Regions from separate parts of the Homo sapiens genome. Here region 2 is linked to region 1. A link is a loop called in an ENCODE intact Hi-C map of the cell type or tissue named here. Cell type or tissue: right lobe of liver. All regions are shown on one strand. Each heading gives the region's core, and the rest is flanking DNA. Links, peaks and the distances in the headings are about the cores only.

Region 1 (8,330 bases), core at 173-8,172:
TACCCAAAGGAAAAGGAGGAGTGTGGGTATGAAGGGACGTATAGCTCTCCAGCTCTCACAAAGCTTATGTGAAGCCATGGGCCATTTCCTAATGTCTGAACAAAACAGACCAGAAACATTTAGGAATTTGAAAACCATCTGTTTAGTTTCAGATAAATGCTCGCTCTATAACATGTTAAGCTGTGCAGATTGTTTCTCAAATTTTGCTCCATCTCCTGAACATCTGTCATGTCCAGAAAATGTGAAGCGCCACCACAGTGTTTTTTAAAAATCCATTTTTCTTTTACATTTTAAAAATGTGACCAAAATTGAACAGCCTACACCAGACCCCAGCTGTTCATCCCCTTGGCTCTGCTTGCTTCGCCTGAGATTGTGATGTTAGTTGAGTGATTTGGGGATTTCTGGTCCTGCAATTGCCAGTTTGGAGAAGCAGAGTGGCATAGTGAGGGGCACAGAGACTAAAATCCATCCAGCCCAGCCCAGGACTCCAGCCCGTATCACTTTCTACCTGTGTACCATTTCTGAGCTTAATTTTCCCCCTCTATAAAATGGGGATAATATGGAAGTATTGAATTTATTAGGATTGTTACAAGAATTAAATGACCTGTTGTATACAAAAGACTTAATCCACTGCCTGGGACATGTTAGGTACTTCATAAATACTGATGGTTACTTTTACTTTCAGGATTAGCATGTTCTGTATTTTTAAAAATAGCTTTAGGCTTTTTTATAACAGTGTCTTATTCTTTTACAAAAAATAGATGGAGATGTTATTGGGCCTTTGCCACCGGAGCCAGAGGCTGTGCCAACCCCACGTCCTGCTGCCCAGAGTAGCAAAGTAGAAGTCATTGTCCAGGAGAGGAAGGACACCAAGCCTGGAGTGCCACACATCCGGGAGTGGGACCGCGGAAAAGGTAAGGGAGGTGGGCTCTGAGGTGTAAGAACTCTCCAGTGAATGGAAAATGGTTTTTTTTCTAGAAGCACTTGGGGTAAGTTTTAACTTCGTGCTGCCTTGTGTGGTTTTACAGCTTTGGAATGCCATTTCTCAGGACCTGCCTTTAAAGTATTATGAAAGTTTGGTGTTCTCATATGCTCTGTTTTTAGCAGCCTCTTTTATGTTCAGTTGAAAATGGTCTACATGCCAGTGTACTAACCTGGATTCACACATGGTTCCATTGGGGAATTTCCCTGGACATTTTTTCTGTAAATTCTCCAGAGTGTCCACAGCAGCCTCTCTGGAAGACTATGGTTTATGCCTCTTTGAAAAAGATCATTTCAGTAGAACATTAGCCCATGCTGTCTGAGCTGATAAGATCCAAAGCTAAAGTAAGAGAAATGCAAGAGCCACTGTTAGAAATAGAGATGAAATACCAGACAAGGTTGGACAGTTCCCTTTTGTGTCTTCCAAAACTCAATAACGGACAAAATTTGTATTTTGGTATGAAATACCTACAATGTCATGTCAAGCAGATAATTTGTCTGTATTTCTCTTTTTCTGTATTTCCCCATCTAGAGATAGTCACTCCCTTTTCTTAGCCTGGTCTTTTATACTCGTTGTAGGTATTACTTATACCTTGTAATATAGTTTTGCTGTTGCCATTCTTATTCTTTGGATAATTTGTGGTGGCTTTTAAGAAATATATGATACAATTAGATAATAGTAACAATAAATTCAACTGATTCGTTAATCAGTTCTAATAACTTTCTTTCTTATTTTTACCAGAATTTTCCTTTGGATACTGGTCGAAGAGGCAGTCAGATCTCCGGGCTGAGAGAGATCCTGAGTTTGCCCCGCCGTCAGATTACTTTGTGGGTCAGAAGAGAACTGGTTTTTCCAGCAGCCAGGCATGGAGCAGACCTGGGCCAGCACAGAGTGACCCAGGGCAGTGCCCTGACCAGAGCCACGGACCTAGCCCTGAACATACGTCACCCACTCCTGCCCCCGACAACCCACCACAAGCCCCCACAGTTACTTTCAAAACTCTGGATGACATGATTTCCTATTACAAACAAGTGACATGATCTTTCAAAGCACGCTGACTTGGGTTTGTACTTTGACAGTGCCTTTCTCTCCCAGAGGGAGAAATAACTTTAGGAACTGAATTGTACCTTTGTCCTGTCCTTTCCCTAGGAGGCACAGACTTCGGGTTGGATTTGTCAGCAAGGAGGAAAGTTATGGAAACTTTGGCCACTTGGCTGTTCATTTTATTCTAAGTGGGATAGGGACATACCTACCTGGATTTACATGTGAGCTGCGATAGAATAGAAGTATTTATTCTGTAAAATTAGACACTGAGATGTGCTTATAACCCTGTTTCATATCTACTCCCACGACTTACTCATATTTAAGGGTTCTTTTCCATTCCTTTTGCAAATCCGAGCATGCAGGTGTCTTTATTCCAAGGGTTCAGCTTCCAGATCAGCCGATGGACCATAGGTCACGAGGAATTTCTCCCTGTCAAGCAGTGGAAAACTGCATGGGAGGCAAAATGCTCTGTTCTCCAAGAGGACCCGGAAGTAATCACATAGGAAATGATAAGGAAGACCAGGAGGAGCTCTTCGTAGTCCAGAAAGGTAGAAGTGGGAGTTGTTTACTTAATTTTACTGTCATACCATGCTATTACCTACACTCCTGTGTGCAGTGGGCATTCAGTAAATGTGTGTTGAAGGACTGGGACGTACGTGGAGGCTGCTGGACCTGGTCAGAGACTGATGTGCCTTAGCGGCAATGGTTAGAGCTTTTCAGTGCATCCCACCTCCCTGTCGCCCCCATGCTCGGCTTCCTCACATTCAGGAGCCTGACTTGGATCAGACTTGGGGCTGCACAGTGGAGCAGGTGGGTTCCCGTGTCATTAGTAATAAGGAGAGGGTTGGGGGTGGGCAGGGCTCCAGAAAGTCAGCAGTGTGCCTGGGCACCCACCCCATCCTCTACCTGCCACACCTCAGAGGGTTCCTACAGCTGCACACAAGCAGTTGAGAGTTGATGACCAGGCCCATAGGGCTCCCACAGCTGGTTCCCAGGCCAGTGAGTGCTGTGAGAATACAGTAGCACAAGTCCTTGTTCTCTGAAGAGTGGGAAGGAGAGGAGTGAGTGAAGTAGCCTGTCCCCTGCAGGTCCTCTGCGATGGCATTGTCTCGGTTCCCGCAGTGCTGCAGTGTGGAAGGGAGTGCCCCATCCTCATTACAGATGACACACTGGAGTGTGGAGGGGTCGATGACTTGTGCAGGGTCATATGGTACCTAAGGGGCAGATCTCAGACTTAAACACAATTGATGTCTAACCCCTAGACAGTCTTTTTAGTGCCCTCTGCTCTCAGTCTTGTTGCCCTAGTATCAAGCAATCTTAGACAAACATCCTGAATTCTTACAAACTTACCTCTAAACTCTGAGGATAAAGTTGCCAGTCCTTTTAATGGTCAGCCTAATCATTCTGTCAGCCTAATCGGGTAATTGCTTTTTTTAATAAATACACATAAAAACCAACTAACCCAGCTGCCTTTTTTGCAGAAATTGACAAGCTAATCTTAAAATTCACATGGAAATGCAAGGAACCCAGAATAGTCAAAACAATCTAGAGAAAAAACAAAGAGGACTCACACTTCCTGATTTCAAGATTGACCACAAAGCTACGATAATCTACACAGTGTGGTAGTGGCATAAGAATAGACACATAGATCAGTGGAATAGAGGCGAGAGTCCAGAAATAAAACATATATCCGTGGTCAATTGATTTTTGACAGTGGTGCCAGGACCATCCAGTGGGGAAAGAGCAGTCTTTTCAACAAATGGTTCTGGGACAAGTGAATATTCCATGCAAAAGAATGGGTTTGGACTTCTGCCTCACACCACATACAAAAAATCAACTCACGATGAATCAAAGACCTAAATGTAAGAGCTAAAACTACAAAACCTACTGAAACAGCTTGTAGGATAAAGAGGGAGGAGACAAAAAGAAAAATTGGAATACTAAAAAGAAAAATAGAATTATTAGACATGCTAGAATCATAGGAAAAATAGAAAAAAGAAAGGGTAGAAAGAAAACAGCTGGGCACGGTGGCTCACGCCTGTAATCCCAGCACTTTGGGAGGCCAAGGCGGGCGGATCACGAGGTCAGGAGATCGAGACCATCCTGGCTAACACGGTGAAACCCTGTCTCTACTAAAAATACAAAAAATTAGCCAGGCGTGGTGGCAGGTGCCTGTGGTCCCAGCTACTCAGGAGGCTGAGGCAGGAGAATGGCATGAACCCAGGAGGCGGAGCTTGCAGTAAGCCAAGATCGCGCCACTGCACTCTAGCCTGGGCAACAAGAGCAAGGCTGTGTCTCAAAAAAAAAAAAAAAAACAATGAATAGACAAAGAAAGATGGAAAGAGGATGTGTGTGTAACCCAGAGCAGAAGGACTTGAGGCTGACTGTGGAGTAGAAAGGAGAAGGGAGACAGAGACAAGGCAGGCAGCAGGAAGAGCTGTAGGTGTGGGAGCCAGCATCACAAAGGGTCCATCCCAGGTGACCACATCCATGCCTGCAGCACCCGGGTGGACGGCGAAGCAGTTATGCTCGTTGGCTCATGGTCACTGTTATCTGAAGATAACTGTGAGTCACATTTTCTCTGGGATTTCAAAAACTAAATAAACCTATTTATAATCCCCTCTTAACAGTATAATTTAGTTCAGTGTTTTGTGAGCCCTTTTCTGTTTCAGATCCAGTTCTTTGAGTATTGACACACCATCACAGTCTTACTGTGACACGGGCCTGTCTTGTACCAGTGTATCCAGCAGATGGCATTAGAATTCTTAAATGTCAGCTCCATACTCTTAAAACAGCACACTCCAACAGAAATAAAAAATAAATCTGTGGCGCATGCCTGTAATCCCAGCTACTTGGGAGGCTGAGGCAGGAGAATCGCTGGAGCCTGGGAGGTGGAGGTTGCCGTGAGCTGAGATTGCGCCATTGCACTTCAGCCTGGGCAACGAGTGAAACTCCGTCTCAAAATTAAAAAAAAAAAAATAAGCCCAGAGTGTCATTTTCAATTTTCTAGCAACCATATTTAAAAAGTGAAATTATAACATATTTTATTTAACTCAGCATATCCAAAATATTTCAATATGTACTCAATATATGCAAATTATTAGTGAGATCTAAAATTATTCTTCACACTAAGAATTCAAAACTCACTGTGTATCTGGTTATAGCATAATTTGGATGCTAACGTTTCATCAGGAATACTTGATCTGTATTTAGATTTTGTAAAATATGCAGTTGAAAAACACAAATTCATATCCAAGTTGTTCCAAAGATAGTTAAACATAGTAAAGTTTTTCAGTAACTGAATTGAACATCAAGTTTGAAAAAATAAAACCCAGTTCCTTAGTCATGCTAACCTTATTTCAGGTGCTCAAAGGGCCCATGCATCTAGTGCTGCTGTCCTGGACAGAGCGGCTCTAAGTGATCTGCTTTTACACGCTTTATGGTCCGACTATACATAATCCTCCCATTAGTAACTAAAGTATTGGCCAATAAATTTTTCCCAGGCATACATTAAACATTCACAATACTCTGTGGCCATGTTTAACTTGGGAGCAAGTAGTGGCAAAACCTCCTATACAAAAACGTGACCACACCTCATTCATGCCTTTGTAGAGCTAAGCAAAATGCTTTAGATCAAAAATTGCCTTGAATTATTTACGTTCATTGTAATCTCTCCTCTAGGCCTTTGTGTGTTTTGATAGAGTTCGTTTGAATTGGCTCAATAAATCATTTTATTTGCTGCAGAATTCCCAAAGAACATTCAGATCCATATACATGAGATTCCTGCTGCGTTTAGCCATACATTTGCCAGACTTGTGATGTCGTTTATTCCCTGTGAAAGCTCAAGTGCAGCCCACAGGGAGGTTTTCAGCTGACCTTGTTGTGACATGCAGATGAGGTAGTAGAGTTTAGAATTTGGAACGGGGATGGGTACTGGTCTTTACAGTTAACACAACCTGGAGTAGCCCATGCCATACTGTGTCCTTTTAAGTCAGTAAATTGAACTAAGTCGGTTATTCGGCAAGCAGTTCCTATAAAAAACTACATGGCTAAGGTGAGTGATGATCACTGAAAGGAATTCATTGACCCACTGAAAAAATGAGAGTAGATGAAACTACTGCAGTCATCCTGCCTGCCCCTGTTAGCTGGCTGAGTGAGGTGTTTTGCCCCGGTGGGCTGTGGACATTATCTTCATGTTTAAAGTGTGTGTACTGGGGGCGAGAGGCCAGGAATGATATGATGGGTGTAGGTCATTGTCTAGGAAAACTAGAAAATCCAAATGTTCAAAGGAAGTAAGGTGTTGTAGTGAAAAGCTGTCACCTGGCCTATCGATGTTCTGTTATGGTGTTTCTTAGTAAATCCCAGGCTGCATCTATATAGTCACTCATAGTAAGTGTGTGTTTGTCCAGTGGTAGGAGTGGCCAGAAATATTGCATCTGTTCCACCCTCAATTGAAACAGCTTCTTTCTCCACTGTATTTCTTTTGTTTTTGTTATTTATTTATTTATTTATTTATTTTTGGAGATGGAGTCCCGCTCTGCTGCCTAGGCTGGAGTGCAGTGGCTCACTGCAACCTCCACTCCCCGGGTTCAAGTGATTCTCCTGCCTCAGCCTCCCGAGTAGCTGGGATTACAGGCATGCACCACCACGTCCAGCTAATTTTTGTATTTTTAGTAGAAATGGGGTTTCACCCATGTTGGCCAGGCTGGTCTCGAGCTCCTGACCTCAGATGATCTATCTGCCTCATCCTCCCAAAGTGCTGGGATGACGGGTGTGAGCCACTGCACCCGGCCCTCCACTACATTTCTAATTGCCACATTCTCCCTAAGTCTGAAAGCTCACATGCTTAGTAACAGTTTGGCCAGGTTTTAAGCATTTTCTGTGGGGTGTACTGCATTCCTTCCCCCTCCCCCCCGCCTTTTTTTTTTTGGTCATTATTCCCTGCGGTTGAACAGAGCACCTCCCCGCACCCCACCCCACACCAGCCTCTCCATGCACAGCCATAGTTGTTCACGGTTTTTGAAAATCAAAAAATACAAGAGTGGACCTTGCTCCCAGCCCAGGTCTCCCAGGTTGCAAGTGAGTCTGGTAACTGTGCCACTGTCTTTGCTGGGAACCCAGGTTTTATTGCTTTTCCAAAAATAATCACCTTTTCCTTAAAAAGAAAAGGCTTTGTATCTCTGTGTCCAACTTATGATCTGCACAGGTTTCCATGGAATGTGTAATCAGTGTATACACACCATTTGGTTCTTCTTTCTTTAACATTTCTAAAACCGAGCTTCCTAGTTATTTTTAATTGTTGCCTAATAGTTCATCAGCTTAATGTACATCATTATTTCACTATAGGGAATGAAGTGGCTATAAGCATCTTTTAGTATGGTTTAACAAACATCGATCTTTATACAGATAACTTCCCTGACACTCCTCCCCCCCATTTTGAAACTGTCCCCTGGGGTGCCACTTTCATAAGCAGGAAAACTGGGTCAAAGAGATGGTCAATTTTATGTTTCTTCATGGGTCTTGTCAGGAGACCCATCACAGTAAGGGCCCTTTGATACCACAGTGAATCTCCTTGAGAATCCACTCTAGGATGGCTACCATGAGATTCCAGTGTCACATTAAACCTTGGCTTCTCATGAAGTTAAGCTCAATCTTATGTGCAGTGGCCCCAACTCTGCTCACCTTAAGATCCACTTCTCTCTAGCAGAGCCCTTCTTTCCTTTTCTCTGCCAAGCATCTGTCCAGAATGCTGTTTTATATGCTTAACAGTACAGAGAACAGCATCTATTAATTTTCCTAGGTCCACCTCCATTTCTTTTATGCATCTAGTGAGGGCTGATTCTCAGACCTGTCCTAGCCTAAAGCCATGCCTGCTCACAAATTGCAGTCACGCGCTGACATCTGGACTCGCTGCCCTTATCAGAAGTATTTCTGATTAAAATCAGAGAGCCAGAAACTAGAGAAAATAGCAGAGAACACCGTGACCAGATAACCTGAGGAGGCTTAGTTTGATTGTCTTCTTAAGTATACAGCTGTGTATACTTTGACCAAAAAATGTGTTCTGAATCAGTGCCAGTAAAGGGGTGGAGGTATGCCCTCTCTCTGCTTTTAAATCTATGCTTATTTCCCCTCAGCTGCCTTCTGGCCGGGTACCCTTGATTTTCCTGAAGCTCATTCAGAACGTCTTCCCTTTTCCTCCCTGTCCTGCTTTTGCACCATCATGTACCCCTGGCAGTTTGCTGGGTCTGTGCCTTTTTATACCCTTCCAGGTGCTCCTAGGACTGGACATCCTTTTTTTTGTTTT
Region 2 (8,330 bases), core at 115-8,114, 240 kb after region 1:
GTAGAGGGGCCACTTGAGGACTGAATTCCAGAGAGAGCTGGTGGTGCTGGTGGAGAAATCCTGAGCCTGGGCAGAAGTGTGGAGCCTGCAGTGCTGGCAGGGTGTGCTGGGCCCCGATGGCTGGTGGCCTCAGGCTCTGCATGAGGCACTAGGTGACCCAAGTCCAGAGTCTCCCTCCCTTCCCTCCCTCCTAAGAGCTATTTCTTTCCTCCCATGAGAACCCCTCACTCTGGCTGGTCGGTTCTGCAGTGGGCGAGATTTAGCTGCAGGCAAGAGGAGAGTGGACCCCAGGGGGGATTTTGAGAGAGATCTGAGAGCCAAGCAGTGCGTGGTTTAGATTTGGGTTCTCAGAAGGGTTTCAAAGCCCCCACAGATGCCTGAGTCCTTTTCTCTAGGTCGTTTTTTTTAACCTCTGCTTACACACCTCCAGTGTTGGGGAGCTCACTGCCTGCTGTAACATTCATTCATTCTGCAGCTTATTATCCATCTCCTCTGCATGCCAGGAACTGTGCTGGTGTGTAGACATGGCCTTTGCCCTGCTGTGGGTCTTGGAGTCCAATAGTGGAAGACATTTTTTATTCCATGTTAGACAAGTCTAAATTTTAGAAATTCTTGGCCAGGCACGGTGGCTCTTGCCTGTAATTGCAGCACTTTGGGAGGCCGAGGCAGGCGGGTCACAAGGTCTGGAGTTCAAGACCAGCCTGGTGAACATGGTGAAACCCCATCTCTACTAAAAATACAAAAAATGAGCCAGGCATGGTGGCGTGTCCCTGTAGTCCTAGCTACTCAGGAGGCAGAGGCAGGAGAATTGCTTGAACCCAGGAGGTGGGGGTTGCAGTGAGCTCAGATTGCGCCATTACACTCCAGCCTGGGCGACAGAGTGAGATTCCATCTCAAAAAAAAAAAAAATTCTCTCCATTGAGAGAAATCCCCAAATGTAGGGGCAGGTAATGAGCCAGACAGAGCTGGTTAGATCCTGCTCCATGGTACACTTACTACTTCTGTGACCCTTAGACAACTCACAGACATGTGCGAGCCTCAAGTCTCCCCCCAGGAAAGTGGAAAGACTGGGTGGTTTTGAGAATTAAATTCCTGGCATTTAATTACATGCCTGGCAGGTAGAAGCCGCTTATCTGATAGTAGTTGTAACAGTTTCTCCCTTCCCGCTGACAGTTGTTCCATGGGACACAGGTCCTCCCTCTCTATCTAGAGCTATAGATCTCATCAGCTCCCTGCCCCAGCACAGCCCTGCAGGGAGTTGGGTCCCCGTGAATTCCCCCTCTTCAGGACGCAAAAGGGAGGCCATACCGGATGGCAATGGGGAGGCAGACAGACCAGATGCAGACCCCAGATGCAGACCCCAGCTCTGACAGCTACTGGTGTGAGACCCATGAGCACATCCCATTACCTCCCCGAGCCTCAGCTCCCTGATCTTTAAAACAAGGGAAGCAGTGAGGCGGCAGATGGCACAGGGCAGAGCTCTGTCTTGGCCCCTCAGCCATTTGCATCTGGCCACCTCCTCTGGCCATGCCCCTCTGATCTCTGCACCTCTCCCAGGGACCTTGAATGCCAGGAACAGACACAACAGCCTGGCTTTCCCCAATCTGTCCTCACCTCGTCCTCCACTTCATCTGTCCCTGGTCTTGGCTCACTGGCCCTCACACACCTGAAGCTCTTTGAGAAGGGTGCCAGCTCCTCCCCTTCAAGCCAAGCTCAGATAGCACCTTCTATGGAAGCCTAGCCACCACCCCCGTTTCCCCTCTCCCTCCTCCTCCTCTAGCCCTGCTTCTCTTCTTCCCCACACTCCCCCCGTCTGGCATGGCCCTTTATCAGAACATCTCCTTCCCTCAGGGATAGGCCTGCATCCCTCTGATTACCCTGCTGTGATTAGGCCATCAGCCCCACAGTCTGAAGCTGGGTCCTCTTCTTCCTCTGGCTCAGCGCAGCCCTTCCACTGAGCAGTGTTGATAACTCTCTAATGGAGGGATACATGGGAGGAGGGCGGCCCGACAGGTGCTCAAGCCAGGGAGTGCCATGGTGAACAAACACACTTAGGAAGAATTTTTCTTCCTCAAAGGTGCCAGTTTCAGAAAATAATCTGAACTGCAGAACAGAGTTGGGGCATCTGGGCGCCCACGCCCAGCAGTGTTGTTAGACTGCGGAAAGTGTCTACCAGGCAGCGACGTCCTTGAGCTGCAGGTGGGGCTGCCCCCTGGTGGCTTCTTACAGTGGGAAGCCCCCCTACCCATTCATGATGGGCTCTTCCTCCTTCCTCCAAGCTGGGGCTGTAAAGCATATACTTTGAAGCAGGCAGGAGAGCCATGGGCAAATTAGGACGTAGCCTGGTCCCGAAAGGCGAAGGAGACCTCGGGGTGCTCATGGCAGTTGCCATGGCAGCAGGAACTTGAGGGGCCATCACAGAGAGGCTGGGGCTGCTCTCCCTAGTGACATAGGTCAGTTCCCTGGGTCTGGGAGGGTTCATGGGCAAGGTTCATGAACCTGTGCACAGGTTCACTGTGAGAGCAGCCCTGACATTCCCTCCCGAGCACACTGGAGGGACACTCATCAAGCCATACCCCTGGCTCCACTACCTGCTAGCTGTGACCTCAGGCATGGCCTCTGGCCTCTCTGGGCCTCAGTTTCTCCCTCTTGGCAATGAGGATGATGATCATGGTGCCTGTGCGTTAGGACTGTGGGAGTGCACGTTAGGACTGTGGGAGTGAAGTCAGGGTTTTGGTCCAGCGCCTGGTGCAGAATCGGTGTCAATGCACTGTAGTGCCTGTCACTCTTAGAAGGCAGGGCAAGAACAGGGCTTCACAAACTAGAGCTGCAGGCCAAAGCCAGCCAGACACCGATTTTTGTTGATAAAGTTCTGTGGGAACACAGCCACATGCATTCCATCATGGGTTGTCTGTGGCTGCTTTGCACAGCAGCAGAGTTGAGGGCTGGAGGCGGAGGCCTGAAGCATTCCATACCTGGCCCCTACAGGACAGTGCCCCAACCCCCACCTACTCCAACTCTACTGGGACACAGCAAGGCCCGGAGAGAGGGAGGGGTTCCTGAGGTCCCATGGAGGGGGTCATTGGTGGGCCAAGTCTCCTGCATTGCCATGGCTGGAACCTTGGAGTCCTGAGAAGAGCTAGCTGTGGGAAAACTCATTCTGTTCCCTCAGCAGGCTCTGTCTATCCAGGGAAAAGAAGTATTCATTCTGACTTTTCACATGCAGTGTCTTGTTCCATCCTTACACATCCCTACTTTATGTTTTCCTCCATGCCTGCGTGGCTCTCCTTGGTTCATGTCAGCATCATGTGTAGAGGACTTGCCTTGGTTCACACTGGTGCCATGTGTCCAGGGCTCACTCTGGTTTATGTTGACACTATGTGTAGAGCGTTCACTTTGGTTCATGTTGGCACCATGTGTAGAGGGCTCTCTCTGGTTCATGTTGGCACCATGTGTTTAGGGCTCATCCTGGTTGATGTTGGCGCCATATGTCCGGGGCTCACCCTAGTTCATGTTGGCATTTTGTGTACAGAGCTCACCCTAGTTCATGTTGGCATCGTGTGTACAGGGCTCACTTTGGTTCACATTGGTGCCATGTGCACAGGGCTCTCCCTGGTTCATGTTCCCAGGTGGACAGGGCTCACCCTGGTTCATGTTCCCAGGTGGACAGGGCTCACCCTGGTTCATGTTGGCACCATGTGTACAGGGTTCACCCTGGCTGATGTTGGCGTCATTTGTACAGGGCTCACCCTGGTTCATGTTGGCACCATGTGTACAGGGTTCACCCTGGCTGATGTTGGCATCATTTGTACAGGGCTCACCCTGGTTCATGTTATTGCCATGTGGAGAGGGCTTGCCCTGGTTGATGTTGCCATGTGCATAGGGCTCCCCCTGGTTGATGTTGGTGTCATGTGTAGAGGACTCCCCTGGTTCATGTTGGCTCCATGTTTAGTGGGCTTATTCTGGTTCATTTGGCCCCATGTGAAAAGGGCTCACCCCAGGTTAATGTTGGTCACATATAGAGAGGGCATTCTCTCTGTGTCCACGATAAAGTAATGGTGGTGGTGTCTCCCATTTCCCAGAGGAAGCTGAGACTCAGCTGAGGAAAGGGCTTGGTCATAGTCTCAACGCTGGTCCATAATATGGTCAGGATTTACAACCCTGAGCGTGATGTCATCTTCTCACACCTGAAACCGTTTAGCTAACCAGAAATACTCTCTCCTAAGGAGATAAAGTGACTTTCATTACATGTCTTTCTGTCTGCCCTGCTGTGGGGAGAGCTTTAGTTGTTCATTCAACAAATATTAATTGAGCACCTACTCTGTGAAGGGACCTGGAAGTACAGCAGCAAGCAGGGCCCACCACTTCCCTGTCCTCAGGGTGTCTCCCAACCCTTCCTTAGCTATACTTTATCGAGCTTTATTTTTATAGTGAAATGCATCAACCTTAAGCATATGTGTTAGTTGGTACTGACAAGTGTATATCACAGTGTAACCACCACCTGGGTCGAGATGTGGAACATTTCCAACCTCCAGAAAGTTCCTCTGTGCCCGTTTGGAGTTCATTTCTCCCAACCCTGGGGGCCCCCATCAACCACTGGCCTGACTTTTGTCCCTATTTAGATTAGTTCTGCCTATTCTGGAGTGTCACAGAAATGTCATCAAACAGCATATACTCTTTTGTGCCTCGCTTCTTCACTCAGCATGATTTTGAGATGCATCCACGTGGTGGTGTGTATTGGTGGCATGTTCCTTCTGGCTGCTATAAGGTATTCTGTGGTATATGGATAGACCAGTTTGTTTATCCATTCACCTGCAGATAGACATTGGAATTGTCCCTACTTTCTGGCTGTTACAAATAAAGCCACTATGAACATACTCACACGACTTCTTGAGGGCATATGCATTTATTCCTCTCAAGCATCGAACCAGGAGTAGAGTGGCAAGGAAGGGGCTCACATTTTGGCCGCAACGTTTTTGCTCACCTGTGGGGGTTACTGAGGAATACAAGATGCCTGTGCACAGCGGAGCTCAGGGATCCTTTGAGGACAGAAGCCTGGCGCAGCCTTCTGGGGCCAGGGTCCTCTCATAGGGTTTCCCTCTCTCCAGATGAACGATGTGCTCCTGTACACCTATCCCCAGAAGGATGGGAAGTACCGGCTGAAGAACACATTGGCTGTGGCCAACATGAAGGTAAATATCTGGTGCCAGGTACCCCCGGGTTGGGGGACAGGGAGACCCCAGGGGAGAAGGGGACAGCATCCTGCTCCCAGGAGCACCCAGACCAGCTGGAAGAGGGAGGCCCTGCGGAAACAGTGTTGGGCTACAGCAAGTTTGTGCTGTAAGTTGCCCAGGGAAAGGGGAGGGGGATGGAGGGCTTCTTGGAAGAGGAGACTGAACCCTTAGAGTGGATAATATTTGGTCGGATCAGGAAGGAAGGGAAGGAGGGGCATCCTATGAGGAGGAAAATGCATAAGGAAGGGCCTGGGTTGGGGGAACAAGCAGGTGGTTGGTAATTTTTTTAATTGTGATAAAATACACATATCATTTTAAAAGTAACCATTTTTAAATGTACAGTTCTGTGGCACTAAGCACATTTACATTGCTGTGTATCCAGCACCACCATCCATCTCAGAACTCTTTCCTCTCCCCAGACTGAAACTCTGCCCACATTAAAAACCAACTCTCCATTCCCCTCCTTCTCAGCCCCTGGCACCTACCATTCTACTTTCTATGTCCATGAATTTGACTACTATGGGTACCTCGAATGAGGAGTCACACAGTATTGATCCTTGTTTCACTTAGCACAGTGTCCTCAAGGTTGATCCCTGTCATCTGTAGTATGGGTCAGAATTTTCCTTCCATTGTGTGGATAGACCACATGGTGTTTATTCAATCCTCTGCCGATGGACACTGGTGGCTTCCACCTTTAGGCTGTTGTGAGTAATACTGCTGTGAATATGGGCATATGTGTGGGGCTTAGCTCCGTGTAACTTGGTCCTGAAGATGGGAACACTTGGGAGCTGTTGGGGACTTTGAGGAGCAGGAGGTTTTAGGAAGTTAATTCTGGTGCAACAGGAGGCTGAAGTTAGAGAGGGCAACACTGAGGTGGGACAGTGGAGCCGCAGGCGGTTGTCATTGTCAAGGGCAGAGGCAGGGATGGCCAGGAGAGCTGAGAGAGGCACTGTGCAATCTCTCTTGATCCTGTAGGCTCTTTACCATGGGGAAGGGGAAGGAGGAAGCACCTTTCTCAGCATGGAGGTTTGTTCCCTTTTGGAACCAAAGGCTCCACCGAGGAGCCTGTTAGAAAAAGGCATGGGAGACGTGGTCACTGGCAGGTACTTGTCCAACATGACAGTGCACCTGGGGTTGCCCGGGCTGGGCCCTGAGCATGACGCTCTGCAGCCTTCCCAGCGGTGGGTGAGTGGCCAAGAATGATGGAGCTGGCAGCCAGGCACCTTCCACAGCACCTACCATCACAGAAAGGTATGCCCTGAGGCTAGAGAACGGCAGTAGGTGGACATGGTCCCTCTGTTCATCTGCTGCCAGGAGAAGCCGGTCTACACTTGCCCCTCCCTGCCCCACCCTGAAGGAGGCTGCTGTTGGTTTTCCAGGTCAGCCGCCCTGTGATGGAGAAAGTGCCCTACGCTCTAAAGATTGAGACTTCCGAGTCCTGCCTGATGCTGTCTGCGAGGTACGGGCAGGTGGAGGGAGGATGGCGCACAAGGCAGAGGTGTGAGCATGGGAAGGTTCAGAACAACAGATAAGGATGTGCTGTTTTTATTTTGGTATCCTTCTGGGTCAAAGTATCCTTCTGGGTCAAAGGACTTTTTTTCTTTTCAGTGTTTCTTAACCTTTTGGGGAATTTGATAAAAACTTTTCTCCCCCCAAAAAATGTACACACTCATAAAATTTTATATATAACTTCAGGGGTTTCTAGAGCCCATGGCTTAAATATGGCAATAGCAATGTCTCATGTTTGTGGAGCTCTTTATGGATGATTGGGTCTCTACAGCAACACGAAAAGTTAAGGCCAGTAAAAAATGTATTGTGTGCTGCTGTTCATAAAGTGGCCTGCCTTTTTGCGTTCCTGTCTAGAAGATGAGAGAAAAAAAATAATAAGTGAGCGTTCATCACTTATGTTGCCCTGTCTGTGTGGTGTCTTAGTCCATTCAGGCCACTATAACAAAAATACCAGGCCGGGCGCGGTGGCTCACGCCTGTAATCCCAGCCCTTTGGGAGGCCGAGGCGGATGGATCACAAGGTCACAAGATCGAGGCCATCCTGGCTAACACAGTGAAACCCCGTCTCTACTAAAAATACAAAAAATTAGCCGGGCGTGGTGGCAGGCACCTGTAGTCGCAGCTACTCGGGAGGCTGAGGCAGGAGAATGGCGTGAACCGGGGAGGTGGAGCTTGCAGTGAGCCGAGATTGCACCACTGCACTCCAGCCTGGGCTACAGAGCAAGACTCCGTCTCAAAACAAAAACAAAAACAAAAACAAAAATACCATAAACTGAGTGACTTATAAACAACAGAAATTTCCCACAGGCTGCAGGTCAGGAAGTCCAAGGTCAAGGCACTGACTGATTCGGTGTCTGGTGAGGTTCTGCTTCCTGGTTCAAAGACGGTGCCTTCTCACATAGACAATGCCACCTCATGTGGTGGGAGGAGCAAGGGTCTCTCTGGGGCCTCTTGTATAAGGGCACTAATCTCATTCGTGAGGGCTCCACACCCATGGCCTCATCACCTCCCAAAGGCCCTGCCTCCCAACACCAGCACCTTTGGGAAGAGGATTTCTGCATTTGAATTTGGGGGGACACAAACATTTAGACCACAGTGGGGCATGGCATTTCTATCAGAAAGGTCTGCATTTTCTCCAGGCCCTCGGGTTGCCTGGGATCCTCATCTCTGGCTTCAGACCATGACCTTAAAGAGCATCCCCTTTTCCTTCTTTCAGGGCAAGGTAAGCTCAAGCTCTCGGGGGCTTGGAAACCAGGGAGGTATGCCTCCAGCCAAGAGTAGCTCTTCAGCCAGGGACGTGCATGGCAGGGGTCAGCAAGGCTTCTGGGGCTTGGGTGTCTACTCTCAGCAAGCACATGAGATGGGATGGCAGCAGTGCCTATCACATGGGGGTTTATCCTGCATTGGGCGGTTCTGAGTGTGAAATGGGATCTAAATGCACTCATGCACATGCACTCTCATAGATGCATTTTCTCATTAAAATCATTTATTAGGTGGGGCATGGTGGCTTATACCTGTAATTCCATCAATCTGGGAGGCTGAGGCTGAAGGATTACTTGAGGCCAGGAGTTTGGGACCAGCCTGGGCA

The links. Hi-C counts contacts between places; a loop is a spot of excess contacts. Peaks named below come from ENCODE experiments on the same cell type or tissue, not always from the same donor. Only the 100,000 strongest peaks of a DNase experiment are listed, where the experiment ranks them.
Region 2: it touches region 1 in a loop (3-fold over the local background); 98 of 110 quality-filtered maps call a loop at or near these places.

Annotation. Positions count from the first base shown.
Region 1 is chr3:14,669,173-14,677,502 of GRCh38, forward strand. CCDC174 (coiled-coil domain containing 174) reads left to right here. Exons shown (of 11, transcript NM_016474.5): 10 at 762-914; 11 at 1,724-3,483. The coding sequence ends at 2,022. It overlaps C3orf20 (chromosome 3 open reading frame 20), which reads left to right and starts at 5,969. Exons shown (of 17, transcript NM_032137.5): 1 at 5,969-6,080. RefSeq lists enhancers at 1,812-3,011, 2,946-3,155, 4,481-4,530. In right lobe of liver, for the core only: a CTCF peak has its summit at 4,756 (motif pointing right); a DNase peak (open chromatin) is centred at 4,765.
Region 2 is chr3:14,912,141-14,920,470 of GRCh38, forward strand. FGD5 (FYVE, RhoGEF and PH domain containing 5) reads left to right here. Exons shown (of 20, transcript NM_152536.4): 12 at 5,109-5,192; 13 at 6,614-6,693. It overlaps LOC105376963 (a long non-coding RNA gene), which reads right to left. Exons shown (of 4, transcript XR_007095829.1): 4 at 8,207-8,330. Among named protein-coding and RNA genes, the nearest start is that of NR2C2, 31 kb to the right of the region's middle. RefSeq lists enhancers at 1,806-2,628, 2,629-3,450. In right lobe of liver, for the core only: a CTCF peak has its summit at 3,894; no DNase peak of the experiment used is centred there.